7 separate regions of the Homo sapiens genome follow, and regions 1, 2, 4, 5, 6 and 7 are each linked to region 3. A link is a contact called in ENCODE Hi-C or POLR2A ChIA-PET data. All regions are on one chromosome and are shown on one strand. The core of a region is the stretch at or near the end of the contact, and the rest is flanking DNA. Distances in the headings are between cores, read along the strand shown.

Region 1 (2,700 bases), core at 120-2,619, 760 kb after region 3:
ACGATGTCCACTGTAATTGGCCATAACCATAGGAAAGAAATGGTCAACTTTAGGATTGAGGGAGATAGAAGAAAATAAAGACAGCTGTGAGGCATCATTTTTCAACTCAAATTTAAAGCTGGCTTTTAAAATTACACCATTCACTGAAAATGGATTATAAATTGATTTAACTTTTCTGGAGGGCAATTTGGCAATATATGAAGCACCTTTAAAACATTTATGACAAATTTTGGAAAGTATACATATGTGTAGAAATAAGGAAACACAAAAATGTTCATGTGGCTGCCACTAAGTGGTAAGTTTATAGATGATTTTAATTTTCTTTTTAATATTTTCCATAGTTTTTAAAAACAGGCCTAATTACATTTATTTAAACACAAAGAACGTGAAGTAACCTGTTATTTAAGAACATGGACAAATTCCAGTCAAGAATATCCTCTAGAAGCTTGAGAGGTGGGAAAAGTAGTTTGGGGGATTTATTTGCTCTCTCAAGGTGATGAAAAGAAAAATATCTGAATCAAAGAGTCTGAGTTATGGAATTCTCTGCTTCTGGGGTTCTAGTGCAGCCCCGTTGGTCTGGAATTCAGGAAAAAAGATACAAGGCATAAAATCCCACAGAAAGTTACACAGTTGCAACAGAACATTTAGCATTTATTGCTTGTTCTTCTAATTAAACCTCTAATTCAACTCACTAGGCCCTTGCCTGCTAGCTTTAGTGAGTAAAGTTGAGACCATGTGACTGGACTTAGCTTGATTTAATGTCATGTTCATTGAGGAGAATGGTTGGACTTTTTTTTAAAAAACATGAGCATAGGAAATATCTGAAGTCACTTTTAACACTAGTCTGAACATGTAGGATAAAGGAATGTGTGTTACTGAATTGGGATTTCCAATAGATATTTAACCCAATGTGATTTGGTGATGATGTTCTTTCTTCAGATTTAATTTCATAATTTCCTCACTTATCTCAGACCACTCCCTCAGTTCGCTTTCTGCCTTAACTATCACCTCTAAGTAACATGGGATAAGTCACTTAACCTTTGCTGTATCCTTTCAAAAATAGGCCTCTGTCACGGAATTTCCTCTCTCTAAACATCTCTAAAGTTCTGTTGGTGTGAAGAATTAGTACGTCTCTTCTGGTTATATGAATTTAAGAAAGCATTTAGGTTAATGAGGGAAAATTGAATTTTAATGGTCCTCCCTTAAAAGGCTTTACAAAAGATTTTTTAGCTAGATGAGGTGGGAATATATATGCTAGCACCAGATTCCACTTATCAGTCATCCAGCAGTTACAGCAAGCCAGCAGCTCTGCCTGCGCCTGAGTTGGCCATGTATAGACAAGTGAGGACTGCAGAGGCAGGAAATATGGGGTTACGTTGATTTCCCTCTATTAGCAGCAGCTTAAACCGGCATGCTGGGCAGCACTGTCTCCTATTGGCTACAGCTGCTGAGAGCAGCAGGATGAGGGTTGACCTATATCTGTCAGGTGTAGGTCAAACCCTGAATTTTTGTTGCAAACTTCAGTCTTCTAGAACGCCAAGTTTCACTTGTGCTCAACCACATACAATATTTTTATCAGGATCTGTGATATACTCCACCTGCAAAGAGCTTGCATCTGTGGGTTTCCCTCTCTGGATTCTTTTGCTTTCTTTCTTGCTGCCTCTCCCTCCTGTCACCCTCTTACCATTTTTGTCCCCTGCTTCCGTGTCATCCTCTGGCTGAGAAGGGTTGAGATGGTCACAGCTGTGCTCCTTCTAGTAATCACAGTAACACCAGCCCTTCTCTGCCTGCCCCAGTTTCCATCTGACCAAGCTGTGCCCGTTCCTTTCAGTTGCAGTTATTGCCCCAGGTTGGCACAGCCTGTGCACATATGTGCTCCTCTGGGCCACCATGGTTTCGGAATGTGTCAGTTGCTAATTACAACTGCAGCTGTGCACAGAAATACAGCACACATTCAAAATGTGGGTCCTAAAGTTCCTACACAGTAAATATTTCTTGATAGTTTTAAGGCCATTTTTTTTCTTATTTTTTTTTTGTAAAGATAGACTTTTAAGTATTTAGACATGTATTTTTCTAGATGAGAGAATAAACTACTTGAATTTTCATTTATTCAGCCACCATCTAACTGTGACAAAGGTCCTTTCCCTCTGCCTTTGGTCTCAGTCAATATATGTATGTTGTTTTGGGACTTAATTGGTATTGTGTTTTTATTTATTTACACTGACATCACAATGTGAAACTTACCATAGTCAGTCCTGCCTTCATACTAAAGCATCAGTACACTGTGGGCTTCCACTTACAATGCAGAAACTGCATTCCATGACCCGTTATCATTTCTTCACTGAGGCCTTGTAGTAATAGTAAAGAAGCCCAAATGCTGGAAAAATTATTCTAGAACCTCAGGTCCCCATGCGTACAAACTACATCACAGTAATTTGAGATGGAAAAGACCTATTAAGTCATCCCACTGATTCTCTGAGGACCTGCGGTGTTTTTTCCCTCTCCAACAGGCTGATCTACTTTTTAATGGCTTTTCCAACTGTAAATGGCACAAGTGATGGGGTTTCCACCCTTCCCAAGGCTGTACAGCCTATAATAGATCTCTCCATTAGGGCCTGTGACTCGTTCAGCTGCCTAAATCATCTTTGTTTTGACTTTCATTTACCATCACTCCTCCTGCTGTCCCCTTGCACACTAAAT
Region 2 (2,785 bases), core at 258-2,757, 670 kb before region 3:
AGACTCCAATCTCAGCTCTGCCACTTACCAGCTAAGTGACCTTTCTCAAGTGACTTACCCTCTCTGTGCCTCAGTTTCCTCATTTGTAAAATGGGGATAAAAATAGCATCTACCTCATAGAGCTGTTGTGAAGATTAAAACACACAGAGCAGGCCTGGCGTGGCGGCTCACGCCTGTAATCCCAGCACTGTGGGAGGCCGAGGCGGTTGGATCACCTCAGATCGGGAGTTCAAGACCAGTCTGGCCAACATAGTGAAACCCCCTCTCTACTAAAAATACAAAAATTAGCTGGGCGTGGTGGCATGTACCCTCAGTCCCAGCTACTCAGGAGGCTGAAGTAGGAGAATCGCTTAGACTGGGAGGCGGAGGTTGTAGTGAGCTGAGATTGCGCCACTGCACTCCAGCCTGGGTGACAGAGCAAGACTCTGTCTCAAAAAAACCCAAAAAACCAAAAAACATATAGAGCAGGCCAGGCATGGTGGCTCATGCCTATAATCCCAGCACTTTGGGAGGCTGAGGCAGGCGAATCATCTGAGGTCGGGAGCTCAAGATCAGCTTAGCCAACATGGTAAACCCTGTTTCTACAAAAAAATACAAAAATGTGGTAGGCATGTTGGTGTGCACCTGTAATCCCAGCTACTCAGGAGGCTGAGGCAGGAGAATCGCCTCGCCTGAGCTCGGGGAGGCGGAGGTTGCACCGAGCCAAGATTGCGCCACTACACTCCATCCTGGGCCACAGAGCGAGACTCTGTCTCAAAAAAATAAATAAATAAACAAAAATAAAAATAGGCTGGGGGTGGTGGCTCACGCCTGTAATCCTAGCACTTTGGGAGGCTGAGGTGGGTGGATCACGAGCTCAGGAGTTCGAGACCAGTCTGGCCAACGTGGTGAAACCCCCTCTCTACTAAAAATACAAAAATCAGCCAGGCGTGGTGGTGTGTGCCTGTAATCCCAGCTACTCGGGAGGCTGAGGCAGCAGAATCGCTTGAACCCGGGAGGTGGAGGTTGCAGTGAGCTGAGATCGCGCCATTGCACTCCAGCCTGGGTGACAGAGCAAGACCCCGTCTCAAAATAATAATAATAAAAAATAAATAAATAAATAAATAAAAATAAAGTAGGAGAATATCTTTTGACCTAGAAGCAGGGAAGAGCTTAAAATTTCAAAAGCCAAAACTGTGGGCGGCAAGCCACCCAGATGCCAAGGCAAGAGACCGAGGGCACAAGCTGTTCCAATATAATAAAGAAAATACATAGAATAAGAATAGTTATACTAGAAATAGATTATAGATATGTATATGAATATTATTAATAATTAGTTTGTAGCATTACTGTTTATTCCAATATTATAATAATCTTTGTCCTACAATTATAACCTAGGAGAAACCAGGCCATACAGAGATAGGAGCTGAAGGGACACGGTGAGAAGTGACCAAAAGACAAGAGTGTGAGCCCTCCGTTATGCCTGGACAGGGCCACTAGAGGGCTCCCTGGTCTACTGGTAACGCCAGTGCCTGGGAAGGCACCCGTTGCTTAGCAGACCGGGAAAGGGAGTCTCCCTTTCCTGGTGGAGTTAAAGAAGACTCTGCTCCACCACTGCTTGCCCGCCCGCAGCCACCCAGAGGCCTAACGCTGTCCCTGTGATGCTGTGCTTCAGTGGTCACGCTCCTGGTCCGCATTCATGTTCTGCCCTGTGCACTCGGCTCCACCTTCTAGATAGCAGCAGCAGAATTAGTGAAAGTACTAAAGTCTTTAAAATGCATAGAAGAAATAATTACGTAAGCTGTCCCCTCTTTCTCTCCGCCTCAGCTACCAAATAGGGAAGGGCCCCCTGTCTGGCGGACACGTGACTCACATGACCTTACCTATCATTGGAGATGACTCTCACTCCATACCCTGCCCCTTTGCCTTGTACACAATAAATAACAGCACGGCCAGGCATTCGGGGCCACTACTGGTCTCCGCGTCTTGGTGGTAGTGGTCCCCCGGGCCCAGCTGTCTTTTCTTCTATCTCTTTGTCTTGTGTCTTTCTTTCTTTTTTTTTTTTTTGAGACAGTCTGGCTCTGTCACCCAGGCTGGAGTGCAGTGGCACAATCTCGTCTCACTGCAAGCTCCGCCTCCCAGGTTCACACCATTCTCCTGCCTCAGCCTCCCGAGTAGCTGGGACTACAGGCGCCTGCCACCACGCCCGGCTATTTTTTTTTTGTATTTTTAGTAGAGACGGGGTTTCACCATGTTAGCCAGGATGGTCTCGATCTCCTGACCTCGTGATCTGCCCATCTCAGCCTCCCAAGGTGCTGGGATTACAGGCATGAGCCACCGCGCCCAGCCGTCTTGTGTCTTTATTTCTACGATCTCTCATCTCCGCACACGAAGAGAAAAACCCACAGGCCCTGTAGGGCTGGACCCTACACAAAACTATAAGACCAAAAATGTGGTGAGTTTGATTATGCAAAATCAAGGTTATCTATTCAAGGAAGCCCAACTTAGACACATTCATATTAGACACAACAGACCTAATAACAGAAGTAACAAATGGGAGAGAAATTTACAATGTTCAAAATCAAGGAGAAATCAGCATCTAAAATATACAAAGGTGTCCAGCCGTCGTGGCTCACAAGTCATCCCAGCACTTTGGCAGGCTGAGGCAGGGGGATCACCTGAGTCAGGAGTTCGAGACCAGCCTGGCCAACATGGTGAAACCCCATCTCTACTAAAAGTACAAAAATTAGCCAGGCATGGTGGTGGGCGCCTGTAATCCCAGCTACTCAGGAGGCTGAGGCAGGAG
Region 3 (2,700 bases), core at 175-2,674:
GTTTTGGTTTCTATTTGGAACACTGACCCCTGAAAGAGTTCTCCTTCCATGTTTCACAATGGATGGCAAGACATTGCGGAAAGGTGGAAGGATGTTGCGGAAAGGTGGAAGGATATTGCGGAAAGGTGGAAGGATATTGCGGAAAGGTGGAGGGGGAGGAGGCTGAGCAACAACTGTATACAAGTTGGGGAGGAGTAGAGAATGGACGTAATCATGTAAGGCAGAGAAGTCTGGACCCATGAGCCAAGGAAAGAGCAATAACCTGGACATCAGGATAGCTGCACTTCTCTTCTAACATGGACCTATCAGTTTATCTTTCTGGCCTTAGTTTTGTCATCTGAAAAATGAGACATCTGTATTAGAATCACTACATGTGCTTTATGTTTCACAATTCTTTTGGATATATTGATGCAATGTCCTGAGAAACTACACTACAGCTGAACCTAAGCAAATTAAAGGAAAAATAACAATAACTAATGTATATTATTATTTGTCTCAGGCATTCTAAGTAACTTGCCAATAGGTGGAGGGACCAAGATGCCAGCCCGGGCAGTCTGATTTCAGAGCCCATACTCTTTAACAACCATGCTGTAGAGTACTAAAGAACCGCTTGGATAGGGCATTTAAAGGAAGCAGGGTAGCTTTCCTATTCTGGAACGTGGTCTTGTAGATAATGGTTAACGCCAGTAAAGACTAAACCTTACCCTCACCTCATGACTATTGTGGGGTTGCCTCAACAGGTGGCAGCCTCCTCCCCCTATTCCAAAGACAACTTCCTTATTCAGAGCCCAGCGAAAGGGGAGATAGGTTTTGTTACGCCCCTAAGAAGCTCTTCCGGCCATTGCCCCACAGAACCGAAGTGCTGACAGAACCAAAGACGAAATGTGCCTATAGAAAGCTTTCTGGTATCATTATCTCGGTTCTCAGCTCTTCCTGGTTCTCACATGATGACCCAGCACCCGTATGCATACTTCATCTTATTACTTCCTTTTATTAAGCCCAGAGAGATACTGAGTAAAGAGAGCACGGGGAGAGAACAGAAAAACAAATGAACGGGTTAAGAGCAGGCTACAGGCCACAAGAGTCCTGCAGGGTTAGAGCCTGTACCTCAGACAAAGGTCCTTCAAGCATCCCCTTTCTCGCTCCCTATTGTTACCCTGCTTTCGTCCCGCTCAAGGTCTTGAAGCTAGTGCATAACCTTACAGCAGGATCAGAAATGCGGAGAGTAGCAGACACAAGCCGCAAGGGGGATACAACAAAATCTACTGCTCGTGCAAGATCCGACTTCCCAGACCCCTTCGCATTAGGGCGGAGCGTGCACCCGGCAGCCAATCCCCGCTTCCTCACGTCGCCGTATCCCCGCCCACCGCCCCTCCCGCTCCGCCCTTCCCTGGGGCTGGTGCGGCGGCGGAGACGTCAGCGCCAGGAGACTTCGGGTGGCGGCTGCGCCATAGGCGGGCCACGGCCTGGACGCGCTGCGGGGAGGGGCGGAGCGAGCGGGCGGGAGCGCGCGCTGGGCCCGCCTTGGCCGCCGCCGCTGTGCTGCCGCTGCCGGGGAATAATCTGGGCGGCAGCGGGCGGCCTCGGCTAGCGGCCACGAGCCACTTCTGCGGCTGCCCAGAGAAGCAAAGGTCACCAGTCCCAAGTCGTCCCCCTCTCCGCCCCCCAGGAGGGGCGAGAGGGAGCCGCAGCTGATGTCAGGTATGGCCGGCGGAGGCGCCCTCAGGCTACGGGTCCAAGGTCTCGTCTCCCCTCGCCCTCCCCCCTCTCCGGGTTGGTGGGGAAGCGTGGAGGATGGAACCAAACCCCGGGCGCGGCGGAACAGGTGTCTCGGGGTCAAAGCCGGGCTGGGGTCGTCCGGGCTCCTGAGGAAGGCGCGAGGACTTCCCGCTCCCGGAGCCTTAGCGATCTGCCACAGCGTTCGGCTGCGTACCCGGCCTCAATTTTGTGGACATGTACCCTCCTCTTCGTCGTGGGTCCTTCCCTTGTGCCCGCTCGCGCCCCTCTTCTGCTCGCGCGCTGCCTGGCGGCGCGGCGGGGCGCGCAGTGCGCCCGGACCGGACCACTTAGCGGTCCTGCCCCGCCGGGCCCTCCCAGTCCCTCCTCCCGGGCCCTCCCCGCCCCGCCGCAGACCTGTGGGTCCCGCCGGACTGGGCGCCCAGGTGTTGGGCACCTTCGCCGGGGAGCCACTCGGCTGCCGCGCCGCCTGAGCGCCCAGCGAGCGGGCTCCTTCCAGAGGTGCCTGGAGCTTGCTTGGGTCTAGCTTGGATCATCAGGTTTGTCTGTAGCTGATTTATTTCTTTAAGTTTCCCTGCCGCAGAGTGAAGCAGATACGTGTGTGTTGGGGCATTCGGGGCATGGAGGAGGAAGAAAGGCATTAAATTTTTTTTTTTTGCTTCTGCACCCCATTTTTCCCCAACAAATTGTGATGGAATTAGTAGGTGTTGACAAGTTGTCCATTTGCTTTGAATTTGGGTAAGTCGTACACTCTTAAAAGATGACCATAATTTAGCGCTGTGGATTTATTCTTTCCTGGTCCTTACCGTCTCCCCACCCCCCACCACCCCGCATTTAAAGCAAACAACAGTATCAGCAACAAAAAACCCACACATCCTGGAAAAATTCTCAAGATTTCTAACCTAGTTCTCTATATCCATTGTACATACTACTGTATTTCCTTTTAACGCTTTTTTAAGATAG
Region 4 (2,707 bases), core at 103-2,602, 950 kb after region 3:
ACAAATAATAAACTGTAAGCCTTCTAAAAATAACCACAGACTGTAATAGCTCCATCTTTGTTTTTATTGTTTAGGTTTTGTGCTATGGTGTTTATAATGGACTTTGGTGGTTTTTGCTAACTCAGCATCCCTTCCCTCTGCTTCTTCAGTTTTCCCTTTGGGAAAATGCCTTCTCCATGTGATCCTGGTGAGATGCCTCTGGAAATGACTCCTTACCCTCCACCCCAGTGAATGACTGATGAGGCTGGCCAGAGTCCTCCATCCCCCAGGCATGGTGATTGGCTCAGGGGTGGACACATGCCGGACACCTCCCGGAATTTGGTATATAGAAACTTAATGGAAGAGGGCCTCTCTTTCTTTGGGATTCCAAGCTCTAAAGATGCAAATTTCAGGCTCCCAGTGATAATGAAGTCAACACATAGAGGGAAACAGCCTCAAGAAGTGGAGAGAGAATCCTGACAACATTGTCTAAGCGCCTGGATCCAGCCTTGCTTGAAGCCAATCCACAACTGAGTGTCCCCATTACATGGATCAATACATTCTTTTTTGCTTTTAAAAATTTAAACCTAAACTATTTCAAATAGGGTTTTTCTATCACTTGCAATCAGAAAACTTTTTACTAATACATATCCTATTCAACTCAAACTTTTTAGTGACAGAAAAGAGAAAAGGACCCTTGGTGAGGATATTGCCTACAGCCAGTTCTAAATACAGATTTTGCCTACACTGAGGTCTACCAATGAATTTAGCCTTTTATTTGGCTTCTTGATTATTCAACAGCTAACAGGCCACACAGTGCACATTTTCTCTTTTAAGAGAACTTACTACTTAGCTAAAAGCAATGAAACTGGCACTGACTTGAACCATAAAACACAAAAACCTCCCAATTATTGCACTGATAATTAAGATGCTTAAAATTATTACACATAACACGTAAGAAAAATCTAACTACAAGTAGAAAAGGACGGGTTCAGGTCTGTAACCAGACAAGTTGAGACTTGAGAAATAGCTCTATAGTCAGTTGGCTCTTGAGAATCATGCTATCATTTTCTTTGAAAAAAATTCAACTCAACTGAGAGATAATGGAGACACATGCAGAGATGTGATAAGCTCTTTGGGAGAAACTCTAGTAAGAAACTCCCAACTGGAGTCAGGGCTTCCACCCATGCAGATGTGGACTGCTTCTGGGTTATGGTGCCCCAATCCTGCTTTTGTGTTAAAGGATGAACAAGGGTTGAGGATCTCTCAGGTGCCAAACCCACAGATGCTACACCAAGTTCCCTTCACTCTCTTGCAGGCTCCCAAGTCTCTGTGTTTACTTGCTTACCAGATAACCTAACTACAGACACTGCTGCAAAAATAAGAGCCAACAGACATGACGTACTCACATCCTCACCTGTCTCCAACTCCGTGACCTTGCAGGCATTGCCTCTCCTTTCTAAGATAAGCCCTCTCTATGCCCTCCCCTCCTTCCTGAAGCCTGCTCTGTTCCCACCATTATTCAGATCCAGCACCTTTAGTCTTTCATTTTCCAATGCTTCCTTCCCCTAGCCGCAGGAGATGTGTGCCTATCTCAACAATAATCAGCCTTCACTTGATGTTGCTCTCCACCCTCCCCTCACACTTTCAAGTTACTGTTCTGGTTTCTTCTTCCTTCCACAACCACATACTCTACTTTGGCTCTACTCTTTTCTCAGCTGCCTGTAATTAAGTTCCTGCCCCCACCCTATACTGAAATAGCTCTCTTGAAGGTCAGCAGTGAGATCCTCATTGCCAGTTCTGAGGCTCTTTTCCCAGGCCTTTACCTGTACAGCATCATTTGTACCACTGCCCAGCCTGGAAATGCTGCTATCTCCTGGGAGTCCCCATGAGGCGGCTCTCTCGGATGACCTCCCATCTCCCTGACAGTACCTTCTCCACTGCCTCCTCCTATTCTGGCTGCCCTTAAGGTTTCATCCCAAACCATCATACCTTCCCTACATTCTCTATAGAAGATCTTTTCTATTCTTAGGGTTCCAATGTCACCTCAGAAGGTTCTCCAATCTCTACCTCCAATTCCAAGTTCTTTCTGGAACTCCATTTGCAAATTCCTGTCTGGGAGCCCTTCTGGGTTTGCCCATTGGTGAAGCTGCTGGTGCTCCATAGAGGAACCCTCTTACTGTGTATCTTTGCTTAGTCTGTGTTATGGTTTGCATATCTGTCCCTTCCAAAACTCATGCTGATATTTAAACCCTAGTGCGGCAGCTTGAGAGGTGCGGCCTTTAAGAGGTGATTGGGTCATGAGGGCTCTGCCCTCACAAATGGGTTAACCCATTCATGGATTAATGAATTAATGGATTATCATGGGAGTGGGATTGGTAGCTTCTATAAGAAGAGGAACAGAGACCTGAGGGAGCACATTCGGCCCCCTCACTATGTGATGCCCTAAGCCGCCTTAGGACTCAGCAAAAAAGGCCCTCACCAGATGTGTCCCCTCAGAATTGGACATTTTAGCCCCTATAACTCTAAGAAATAAATTCCATTTCTTTCTTTTCTTTTCTTGTTTTTTCTTTATAGAGTCTCACTCTGTCATCCAGGCTGGAGTGCAGTGGTGCAACCATAGCACTCCAGGCTTGAATGCCTTCTGAGTAGCTGGGACTACAGGCACATGCCACCATGCCTGGCTAACTTTTAAAACTTTTGTAGAGATAGGGTTTTACTTTGTTGC
Region 5 (2,700 bases), core at 164-2,663, 730 kb before region 3:
AAGGCAAGGTTCACTTTGGAATATAATTTTCTTTTTGTAGAGACAGGGTCTTGCTATGTTGCCCAGACTGGTCTTGAACTCCTGGCTTCAAGTGATCTTCCTGCCTTGGCCTCCCAAAGTGCTGGGATTACAGGCATGAATCACTGCACCTGGCCTGGAATATAATTGCCAACAATAAAAGATCTAGGCCCGGCACGGCGGCTCACGTCTGTAATCCTAGCACTTTGGGAGGCCAAGGCAGGAGGATCACTTGAGCACAAGAGTTGGACACTAGCCTGGGCAACACGGTGAGACTCCATCTCTACAAAAAATAGAAAAAGTTAGCTGGGCGTGGTGGCACGAGTCTGTGGTCCCAGCTACTTGGAAGAGTGAAGTGGGAAGATCGCTTGAGCCCAGGAGGTTGAGGCTGCAGTGAGTGGTGATCGCACCACTGCACTCCCGCCTGGGTAGCAGAGTGAGACCCTGTCTCAAAAAAATAAAAAGAAAAGGGGTCTCACTATGTTGCCCAGGTTGGTCTCAAACTCCTGCCCTCAAGCAATCCTCCCGTCTCAGCCTCTCAATGTGCTGAGATAACAGGCGTGAGCCATGGCGCCCAGCCAAGAATCTACTTTTGCATAACAATGATTCATTCCCTGCACAGATCCTCTGGGAACAGACTTCAGGTACCAATGCCACTTCCCACTGATTCCACACTTTGAAAGACAACAGCGTTGTATGTTGAGCCTGTCTGCTTCTCACGAAATGCAGCCACAACCGGCTCGGTATTTTTTCCTATCCTTCGTGTTGCAGATTCAAGTGCCCCGTACAAAGGGAAGGAAGGGCACAAGTGGCTGCTCCCGCCTCAAGAAAGGAGAACTCGAGGCCAAGGCTTTTGCCGGCGGTAACACCCTCGTGGCACCCCAGGGCCAGGTCTCGGCGCTGCACACAAAGGGGTGCTCGCGTCCTGCTGCGCGGACTTCGAAACCCCCTGTTTGTCCCCCGGGGTCAGCCCACACACTCTGGGGGCTTCGGTTTGTCATCCGTCAAATGGACACAGCACCACTGCCCACCTCTTCGGGCAGTGGTGAGAACTCGATAAGAGGATGCGTGGCCAGCGCTGGGACCGCGACAGTGCTTGGGAAGCCACTTCTGTCACCGTCTCAAGGGACAGCTCGCCCCCCGCTCCCTCTCCGGTGGGCTCCACCGCCCCCGTAGCCGCCGTCCTTACCACAGCACTCGCACGACCAGCTCGAAGAACCCTGGGAAGACCAAGTCGTCGCTGGCGATGGCCCAGCGCCGGCCGAAGAGTACCATCCCCGGCATGGCGAAGGTCCCGTAGCTCGCACTCAGGAGAGACCCCGCGCGCCGTTCACCGAGAACAAACCAGCACCCTCCGGACGCCGCCACCAAATTATCGGCGCTCAAGCGCAAACGCAGCGAGGGCGGGGACCTGCGCATGCTCACGCTGAGGCCGAGATCGGCGCAAGCGCACTGAGCCCTACACCGCCTCTTCCGCCGGAGCTGTCTGCGCCTGCGCAGAAACGCTGATCCGGAAGGCGCTGGCTGAGTCGATTGCAGGTCTGCCGGTCGGTGAAATCCGTTCTGGTATTTTCTTTTTCTTTTTCGTGAAGAGTGCAGTGATATCCGTTCTGGTGATATTTCCTTTTCCTTTTTTTTTTTTTTTTTTTTTTTTTTTTTTTTTTTTTTTTGGTGACGGAGTCTCGCTCTGTTCCCAGGCTGGAGTGCAGTGGGTGTGATCTCGGCTCACTGCATCCTCCGCCTCCCGGGCTCAAGCGATTCACCTGTCTCAGGCTCCGGTGTAGCTGTGATTACAGGAGCGCGCCACCACGGCTAATTTTTGTATTTTTAGTAGAGACGAAGTTTCACCATGTTGGCCAGGCTGGTCTCGAACCCCTGACCTCAAGTGATCCGCCCGCCTGGGCCTCTCAAAGTGCTAGGATTACAGGCGTGAACCACTGCGCCCGGCCCTGTTTGTCTGTTTGTTTAAGGCAGCGTATGGCTCTGTCGTTCAGGGTGGAGTGCAGTGGCGCAATCATGACTCACTGCAGCCTTGAACTCCTGAATGCCGCCTTGAATTCCTGGATTCCAGCGACTCTCCCACCTCAACCTCCTGAGTAGCTGAGACCAAAGGCACGTGCCACACTCCCGGCTAATTTATTTTTATTTATTTATTTATTTATTTATTTATTTATTTAGAGACATAGTTTTGCTCTTGTTGCCCCAGGCTGGAGTGCAATGGCGCGATCTTGGTTCACCACAACCTCCATCTCCTGGGTTCAAGCGATTCTCCTGCCTCAGCCTCCTGAGTAGCTGGGATTACAGGCATGTGTCACCATGCCCAGCTAATTTTGTATTTTTAGTAGAGATGGGGTTTCTCCATAAATTTTCCTATTTTTTGTAGAGACCGGAGTCTCACTCTGTTGCCCAGGCCGGTCTTGAACTCCTGGCCTCAAACCATCCTCCCGCCGCAGCCTCCCAAAGTGCTGGTATTACAGGCGTGAGCCACTACACCTGACCGAAATTTTCATTTTATAAGGAGGGACGCTTCAGGCCTGGAGGAATTAGCTAGCCTAGAGACCCAGGCTGTCAATGGCAGGTGTGGGACTCATATCCCGTTCTGTGAGACTTGCAAGCATGGGACAACATTGCTTCCATCTGTGCCCCTTGCTGTAAGGAGCCCGTGTTAGGAACCCCTCGAGT
Region 6 (2,700 bases), core at 139-2,638, 800 kb after region 3:
GAAGTTTTGTAAGTGTCATTTTATTTCTTCTAAAGTATTCTTGGAGTTACTCTGACACATTGACCTTAAAAGAATCAATCAACAGTCCTCTTCCTGCTTTATGTCAGATCATTTAAGTGTCTAGGACTTAACTAAACTGGTGTTGGCAAACATTGCTAAATGCAGTTTCATTAGTATTGCAAAAGTGAGGATTTAGACTGTGCTCAGAGATTAGATTTTTGAAAAAAGCTACAGTATTCTGCAATATTTCGATCATAGAGCTTAAAAAGTGTATTTCAAAGGTCTATTAATACTTTACATGCCAGAGTGACCTCTTAGTTTGTAAAAAAAACGCATTCAGGGAATTGCATTTGCTCACTTTTTATCTTTTTAGGTAACAAATAGTGGGTCAAATTCTTAGCAGATTTTAAATGAGTTATCCTTGTTCAGAAATATGCTATTGTCACTGAGTTTTAGATTTTATATATGAATTGTTTATTTCTAAGTTAGCTTGAGCTTTTTCTGGTGTTCTGTTTTGAAGTTGCCACTCTGTTTATGTGTATTTTTCTTTCATTAGATGAAGCTTGAAATATTAATTGGTTCATCCTATGGTTTCTATAACATACTTACATCTAACGTATCTTGCTGCCTTTACCTATTATAATATTATACTATAGTTTAGCCTAGGATGATGTCACTGGCCCTTTCTTTCTATGCATACATATACATTAGTGCAGAAGTCTGAACTGTATTGTTGAATGTGGCTTCTTGTGTAGTAATGTAGTAATATGTAGTAATAATACTGTGTAGTAATCTTGGGCAGTGATGCCTTGTGAGGCTGTTGAGATAAGGAGGAATTGGCTTTGTCTAAATATCTGCTATTGCTGAGCTAGAATGGGAAGTGACAAACTTTTCATGTGTTATGTCACCATTTACCTGAAACTTTGGTTGAATGCAGTGACCCATTTTTCTTTCTCTTCTTTTATTTTTTCTTTATCTTTCTGTCTTTCTGTCTTTCTTTCTGGCAGTGTCTCGCTGTGTCACCCAGGCTGAAGCACAGTGGCACAATCTTGGCTCACTGTAACCTCTGCCTCCTGCCTCAGCCTCCCAAATAGCTGGGACCATGGGAGTGTGCCAGCACACCTGGCTAATTTTTTGTATTTTTAGTAGAGATGGGGTTTCGAACTCCTGGCCTCAAGTGATCCACCTGCCTTGGCCTCCCAAAATGCTGGGATTATAGGTGTGAGCCACTGGACCTGGCCCTATTTTTCTTTCTTATAATCAGACTTTACCTATTTTCAGTTTCTATTGACTTTTAGTTTTTGCCTTAAAGAATATTAGTGACCTCACCAGGGCTTATAGCTGAGGAGAAGTGGGTGCCATGGCGGTTCTACTGGAGACTACTGTGGGCAATGTGGTTGTCAATTTGCACACTGAGCAGCAGCCTTGCAACTGTGAACTTTTTGAGAGCAGGTACCACAGTTTAATGGCATTTGTGATGGCAGTGCCAAGCATCTAGAAGGTACTCGCCTGCTTTAATTTCTTGAGATATTACAAAATAAAATATTACAGTTATTGCCTTATTCACAGTATACAAAGGTATTTTATCATACAAACTGTTGATCCTACAGGGACTGGTCATGGAGGAGAGTCTATTTTTGGCCTAGGATTGTATGGTGATCAAGCAAGCTTTTTTGAGACAGAAAACGTCCCAAGAATTAAGCACAAGAAGAAGGGCACAATGTCCATGGTGAATAATGACAGTGATCAACATGGATCTCAGTTTCTTATCACTACAGGAGAAAATCTAGATTACCTTGATGGTACCATACAGTATTTGGTGAGGTGACAGAAGGCATTGACATAATTAAGAAAATAAATGAGACCTTTGTTGACAAGGACTTTGTACCATATCAGGATATCAGGATAAATTATATAGTGATTTTAGATGGTCCATTTTGATGACATTCCTGATTTATTAATCCCTGATCAATCACCAGAACCTACAAGGGAACAATTAAAGAGTGGTAGAGTTGACACAAATGAAGAAATTGATCATTTCAAACGAAGGTCAGCCGAAGAAGTAGAAGAAATAAAGGCAGAAAAAGAAGCTAAAACTCAGGCTTTACTTTTAGAGATGGTGGGAGACCTACCTGATGCAGATATTAAACCTCCGGAAAAATCTGTGTATGCAAATTGAATCCAGTGACCACAGATGAGGATCTGGATATAATACTCTCTAGATTTGGGCCAATAAGAAGTTGTGAAGTTATCTGGGACTGGAAGACAGGAGAAATCCTCTGTTATTTCTTTCTTTCTTTCTTTCTCTTTTTTTCTTTCTTTCTTTCTTTCTCTCTCCCTCTTTCTCTCTTTCTTTCTGTCTCTCTTTCTTTCTTTCTTTTTTTGTTGAGATGGAGTCTCACTCTGTTGCTTAAGCTGGAGTGCAGTGGCACGATCTCGGCTCACTGCAGCCTCTGCCTCCTGGGTTCAAGTGATTCTCCTCCCTTAGCCTCCCAAGTAGCTGGGACTACAGGCGTGTGCCACCACACCTGGCTAATTTTTGTATTTTTAGTAAAGACAGGGTTTTGCCATATTGGCCAGGCTGGTCTCGAATTCCTGACCTCAGGTGATTCACTTGCCCTGGCCTCCCAAAGTGCTGGGATTACAGATGTATGCTTTTATTGAATTTGAAAAGGAAGAAGATTATGAGAAAGCCTTCTT
Region 7 (2,700 bases), core at 201-2,700, 930 kb after region 3:
TTGTGTTAACAAACTCCCACCTGCACCCCAACCCCACTAATGGCCATAGCCCATGAAAAGCTGATCAAACCCTCGGGCCCTGCCACTTCACCACAACCAGGAAATAGCATAGTTATTTCAGAAATCAGACTGAATGGCTGAGGAAGCAAGGGGCTTTCCACTGTCTGCTGGAGGAATCTTTTCAAATCTGCTGGGTCAGGAGAAATATTATGGCCACTCTTTCTACCCTTCAAAGCAACAGGCCCAAAAGTGTTTGGCGCCCAGGCCTGGCTTCTCCTCTTCTCTCAGGGTCACTGCCTTCTTCAATCCTTTCCTGTTAAAAGGAGGGCCCTGACATGCCTTCCCTTCTCCCAGGGGGTCAATTCCCCTCACTCTTCAGCCTCATTGGAATACTCCCTTCTGCTCTTCCACCTAAACACCTGCCCTAACTTCCTGAATACCACGATTATACAGCCAAATTATTTTCCAGATGAGGAGAACATTTTCAAAAGAGTGCCTCATGCAAGTGATTTCTAAATAAGATGAAGGCTTTGTTTAAAATACATAAATCATTCCACATGAGAATCTAAGTTCATTGGCTTGGATGACCTGTGTTTTTTTCTTCTCCAACAGGTGGGAGTGTCAGAAACATGAAGAAAACGTCTCTGATGGGTGATCCTTCTAGCTGAGAGCAGCTAGGAATGTGCTTGCCATCTGGCTGAAAAGAGTCTCAGGAAGTGTTGGTAGGACAAGTTGCTAAAAGTGGTTAGTGAGGGGATAGAGGCAATGGGATTATATCAGTATAAACAGGGCCTTTGATCCTTTCATCAAAATGGCACTGAAATGCTAAGATAGTGTACCGATCACTTTATACTTCGGATTCCCCTCCCTCTTTTTGTAAAAAAAGTCTTTTGTAGATATTAATGTATCTACATGTAAAAATCAGTGTATCTATGATGGTGAGAAAACTATATCAAGACTAGTGGGTAATATGCAAGTTATTACTATGTAACATTGAATTCCATGTGCAATTAGCCCTGGAATCATCTGGTTTATCTTGATATGAGTATCAGAGACAAGAGAGCTCACTGTAGCTTAGTTGGAGGGGGAGTGGGCAGGGTATTGCCTAAAAAAAGGCAATACTGATTTCGCTGGATTAGCCTATCTCTATTCTTGCTAGAGGATATCAAAATATCTTAAAGACGACTCTAGTGAAAAGATGCTACATGCTTGTTTCCCCTTCCTTCTAACCTCCTCAAGGGTCTTAGGAGGTCTTCTGAGCGTTCTCATGGCCTTGCCGTGAGGAGCCAGTGATTGTGCTTTGGGACAATCCTCACATTCCCCAGGCAGCCACTGTTGGAGACAAAGCAGGTGCAACTTATTTGCATAACACTTAAAAGAGCATCATGGGAACATTTTTTGATGATAATGGAGTACACACTTCCTTCAACTTCCTGTGGCCAACAAGAGAAAGTCAGTGATACCAAAGAAACAGAGCTAGAGCTGCAAACACAGATGATATCTTCAGTCGAGCAGAGGCTCCCTTGGGGGACCTGTCCCAAAAGAGAACAGATCTCATGAACTTGAAATGACCTCTTTTGACAACTATGAAACCTGGCCCTTTCTGAGGTGCACAAATTAAATGCCCTATTTGGTGGTGGCAATGGTATTTCTGGCTAAAAATAGCAAACCTCAGAGGCCTTTCATACCTTGGTATTTCCAACCAAACTTGGGGACCACCCAACCACATGTAGATATTTGACTCATCCACATTAGGTACAATTTGATAAAGGGAATTATGAATGAGGACATTAAGCCAGAAAAAGAAGTCAGAATGTAATTTCTGGGATTATGCGAAATTCTCCATCTCATAGCCCTGTCTTGAGCCCTAGATGTTCAAATGGAAATTAGCAAAGTAGTACAGAAAACAGGTTAGGCCACTGGAAAGGAAGGCAGCTGTCATTTCAGAGAGACAAAATGCTGTTATTACCTTTCACTGCAGGGCTGTTGTCATTTGGACTGCTTGTCTTTGGTACTGGCCATGGAGTAGGAGGGGGATTGACATTGCTCTCTGACCAGTCTAATATTCAAAACCAGAGCATATCAGATCTAGTGAAGAAGTCACATGGACCCACCAGTTGATGGCCACATCCGTGGTTGCCTCCGAATAAAAATAAGACATTTCTCCCATGTTCCTCATACTGGAATACATTTGAGGAGATAGGAGATATGCATCATCGAACCCAATCCAAAAATATGAAAAATGAAGGAAAAGGTTAGATTCTGAAAAGCAAATAAACTATTGCTATGGATAAGGCATCTTTGCTTTTTAGCTTTATTTATGCCCATTTTTCTTCTCAAGCACAATCGTTTCATGATCATACCAAAGATTATCAGTGGTGCTCTAAGGAAAGCAGGTGCCTTGTTTTTCTGTCACAAATGGGGAAAAGCTTAAAAAAGAGAACACCATTAAATGAAGCAATAGGACTAGTAACTGCACATCTTCTCGACTTCCAATATGATCCAGTCCTTTTATTTTCTACACAGCTAATTTAAATTGGGAGATTTAATTAATACAGATAAGTAAATAACAGTCCAGTCCAAATATATGAGGGGGAAAGAAATCCCTCGTTAACTTTATGCCCCCCATTACAATGGTATTTGGCTTGTGATATGGTTAGGCTTTGTGTCCCCACCCAAATCTCACCTTGAACTGTAATC

What was found. A loop is a pair of places that touch in the nucleus more often than their neighbours do. ChIA-PET counts read pairs that join two places held with the same protein, here RNA polymerase II (POLR2A). Pooled maps may share reads with other maps.
Region 1: a map with no recorded cell type shows a loop between it and region 3 (6-fold over the local background). The contact joins the enhancer-like site here to the promoter of C1GALT1 in region 3. A Hi-C loop is called at or near these places in 1 of 37 single-sample maps with no recorded cell type and 6 of 50 pooled maps. POLR2A ChIA-PET finds 5 or more read pairs at or near these places in 1 of 52 experiments (activated CD4-positive, alpha-beta T cell).
Region 2: a loop to region 3 is called in a pooled map, with 4 times the contacts of the local background. The contact joins the enhancer-like site here to the promoter of C1GALT1 in region 3. A Hi-C loop is called at or near these places in 3 of 168 maps with a recorded cell type or tissue (B cell, ascending aorta and naive thymus-derived CD4-positive, alpha-beta T cell) and 13 of 50 pooled maps.
Region 4: a loop to region 3 is called in a map of CD4-positive, alpha-beta T cell, with 6 times the contacts of the local background. The contact joins the enhancer-like site here to the promoter of C1GALT1 in region 3. A Hi-C loop is called at or near these places in 5 of 168 maps with a recorded cell type or tissue (CD4-positive, alpha-beta T cell, CD4-positive, alpha-beta memory T cell, CD8-positive, alpha-beta T cell and 1 more), 10 of 37 single-sample maps with no recorded cell type and 14 of 50 pooled maps. POLR2A ChIA-PET finds 5 or more read pairs at or near these places in 2 of 52 experiments (CD4-positive, alpha-beta memory T cell and activated CD4-positive, alpha-beta memory T cell).
Region 5: a loop to region 3 is called in a map of naive thymus-derived CD4-positive, alpha-beta T cell, with 7 times the contacts of the local background. The contact joins the promoter of DAGLB here to the promoter of C1GALT1 in region 3. A Hi-C loop is called at or near these places in 1 of 168 maps with a recorded cell type or tissue (naive thymus-derived CD4-positive, alpha-beta T cell), 1 of 37 single-sample maps with no recorded cell type and 8 of 50 pooled maps. POLR2A ChIA-PET finds 5 or more read pairs at or near these places in 1 of 52 experiments (WTC11).
Region 6: a loop to region 3 is called in a map of natural killer cell, with 2.8 times the contacts of the local background. The contact joins the enhancer-like site here to the promoter of C1GALT1 in region 3. A Hi-C loop is called at or near these places in 2 of 168 maps with a recorded cell type or tissue (CD4-positive, alpha-beta T cell and natural killer cell), 1 of 37 single-sample maps with no recorded cell type and 2 of 50 pooled maps. POLR2A ChIA-PET finds 5 or more read pairs at or near these places in 2 of 52 experiments (PC-9 and activated naive CD4-positive, alpha-beta T cell).
Region 7: a loop to region 3 is called in a pooled map, with 5 times the contacts of the local background. The contact joins the enhancer-like site here to the promoter of C1GALT1 in region 3. A Hi-C loop is called at or near these places in 2 of 168 maps with a recorded cell type or tissue (CD4-positive, alpha-beta T cell and naive thymus-derived CD4-positive, alpha-beta T cell), 3 of 37 single-sample maps with no recorded cell type and 12 of 50 pooled maps. POLR2A ChIA-PET finds 5 or more read pairs at or near these places in 1 of 52 experiments (activated CD4-positive, alpha-beta memory T cell).

The regions. Positions count from the first base shown.
Region 1 is chr7:7,943,347-7,946,046 of GRCh38, forward strand. No RefSeq gene overlaps it. Among named protein-coding and RNA genes, the nearest start is that of GLCCI1-DT, 24 kb to the right of the region's middle. RefSeq lists an enhancer at 1,448-1,657 and a silencer at 1,868-1,917. Within about 2 kb of position 1,370, at least 10 of the 41 ENCODE cell types and tissues checked have a DNase peak (open chromatin) inside an H3K27ac peak, as active enhancers do.
Region 2 is chr7:6,515,029-6,517,813 of GRCh38, forward strand. The region is part of intron 7 of GRID2IP (Grid2 interacting protein); the gene reads right to left. It overlaps LOC101927325 (a long non-coding RNA gene), which reads left to right. Exons shown (of 5, transcript XR_007060200.1): 5 at 1,378-2,007. Among named protein-coding and RNA genes, the nearest start is that of KDELR2, 32 kb to the left of the region's middle. Within about 2 kb of position 1,508, at least 2 of the 41 ENCODE cell types and tissues checked have a DNase peak (open chromatin) inside an H3K27ac peak, as active enhancers do.
Region 3 is chr7:7,181,120-7,183,819 of GRCh38, forward strand. C1GALT1 (core 1 synthase, glycoprotein-N-acetylgalactosamine 3-beta-galactosyltransferase 1) reads left to right here and starts at 1,425. Exons shown (of 4, transcript NM_020156.5): 1 at 1,425-1,701. RefSeq lists silencers at 1,165-1,774, 1,995-2,214.
Region 4 is chr7:8,130,764-8,133,470 of GRCh38, forward strand. The region is part of intron 12 of ICA1 (islet cell autoantigen 1); the gene reads right to left. Among named protein-coding and RNA genes, the nearest start is that of ICA1, 130 kb to the right of the region's middle. Within about 2 kb of position 1,353, at least 6 of the 41 ENCODE cell types and tissues checked have a DNase peak (open chromatin) inside an H3K27ac peak, as active enhancers do; they include CD4-positive, alpha-beta T cell and CD8-positive, alpha-beta T cell, where a contact is called at or near this core.
Region 5 is chr7:6,446,541-6,449,240 of GRCh38, forward strand. DAGLB (diacylglycerol lipase beta) reads right to left here and starts at 1,414. Exons shown (of 15, transcript NM_139179.4): 1 at 1,208-1,414. The coding sequence starts at 1,302. RefSeq lists an enhancer at 1,622-1,671.
Region 6 is chr7:7,978,954-7,981,653 of GRCh38, forward strand. The region is part of intron 1 of GLCCI1 (glucocorticoid induced 1); the gene reads left to right. It also overlaps the pseudogene LOC100421597. Among named protein-coding and RNA genes, the nearest start is that of GLCCI1, 12 kb to the left of the region's middle. Within about 2 kb of position 1,389, at least 2 of the 41 ENCODE cell types and tissues checked have a DNase peak (open chromatin) inside an H3K27ac peak, as active enhancers do; they include natural killer cell, where a contact is called at or near this core.
Region 7 is chr7:8,114,266-8,116,965 of GRCh38, forward strand. The region is part of intron 13 of ICA1 (islet cell autoantigen 1); the gene reads right to left. Among named protein-coding and RNA genes, the nearest start is that of ICA1, 150 kb to the right of the region's middle. RefSeq lists enhancers at 1-77, 98-287. Within about 2 kb of position 1,451, at least 4 of the 41 ENCODE cell types and tissues checked have a DNase peak (open chromatin) inside an H3K27ac peak, as active enhancers do.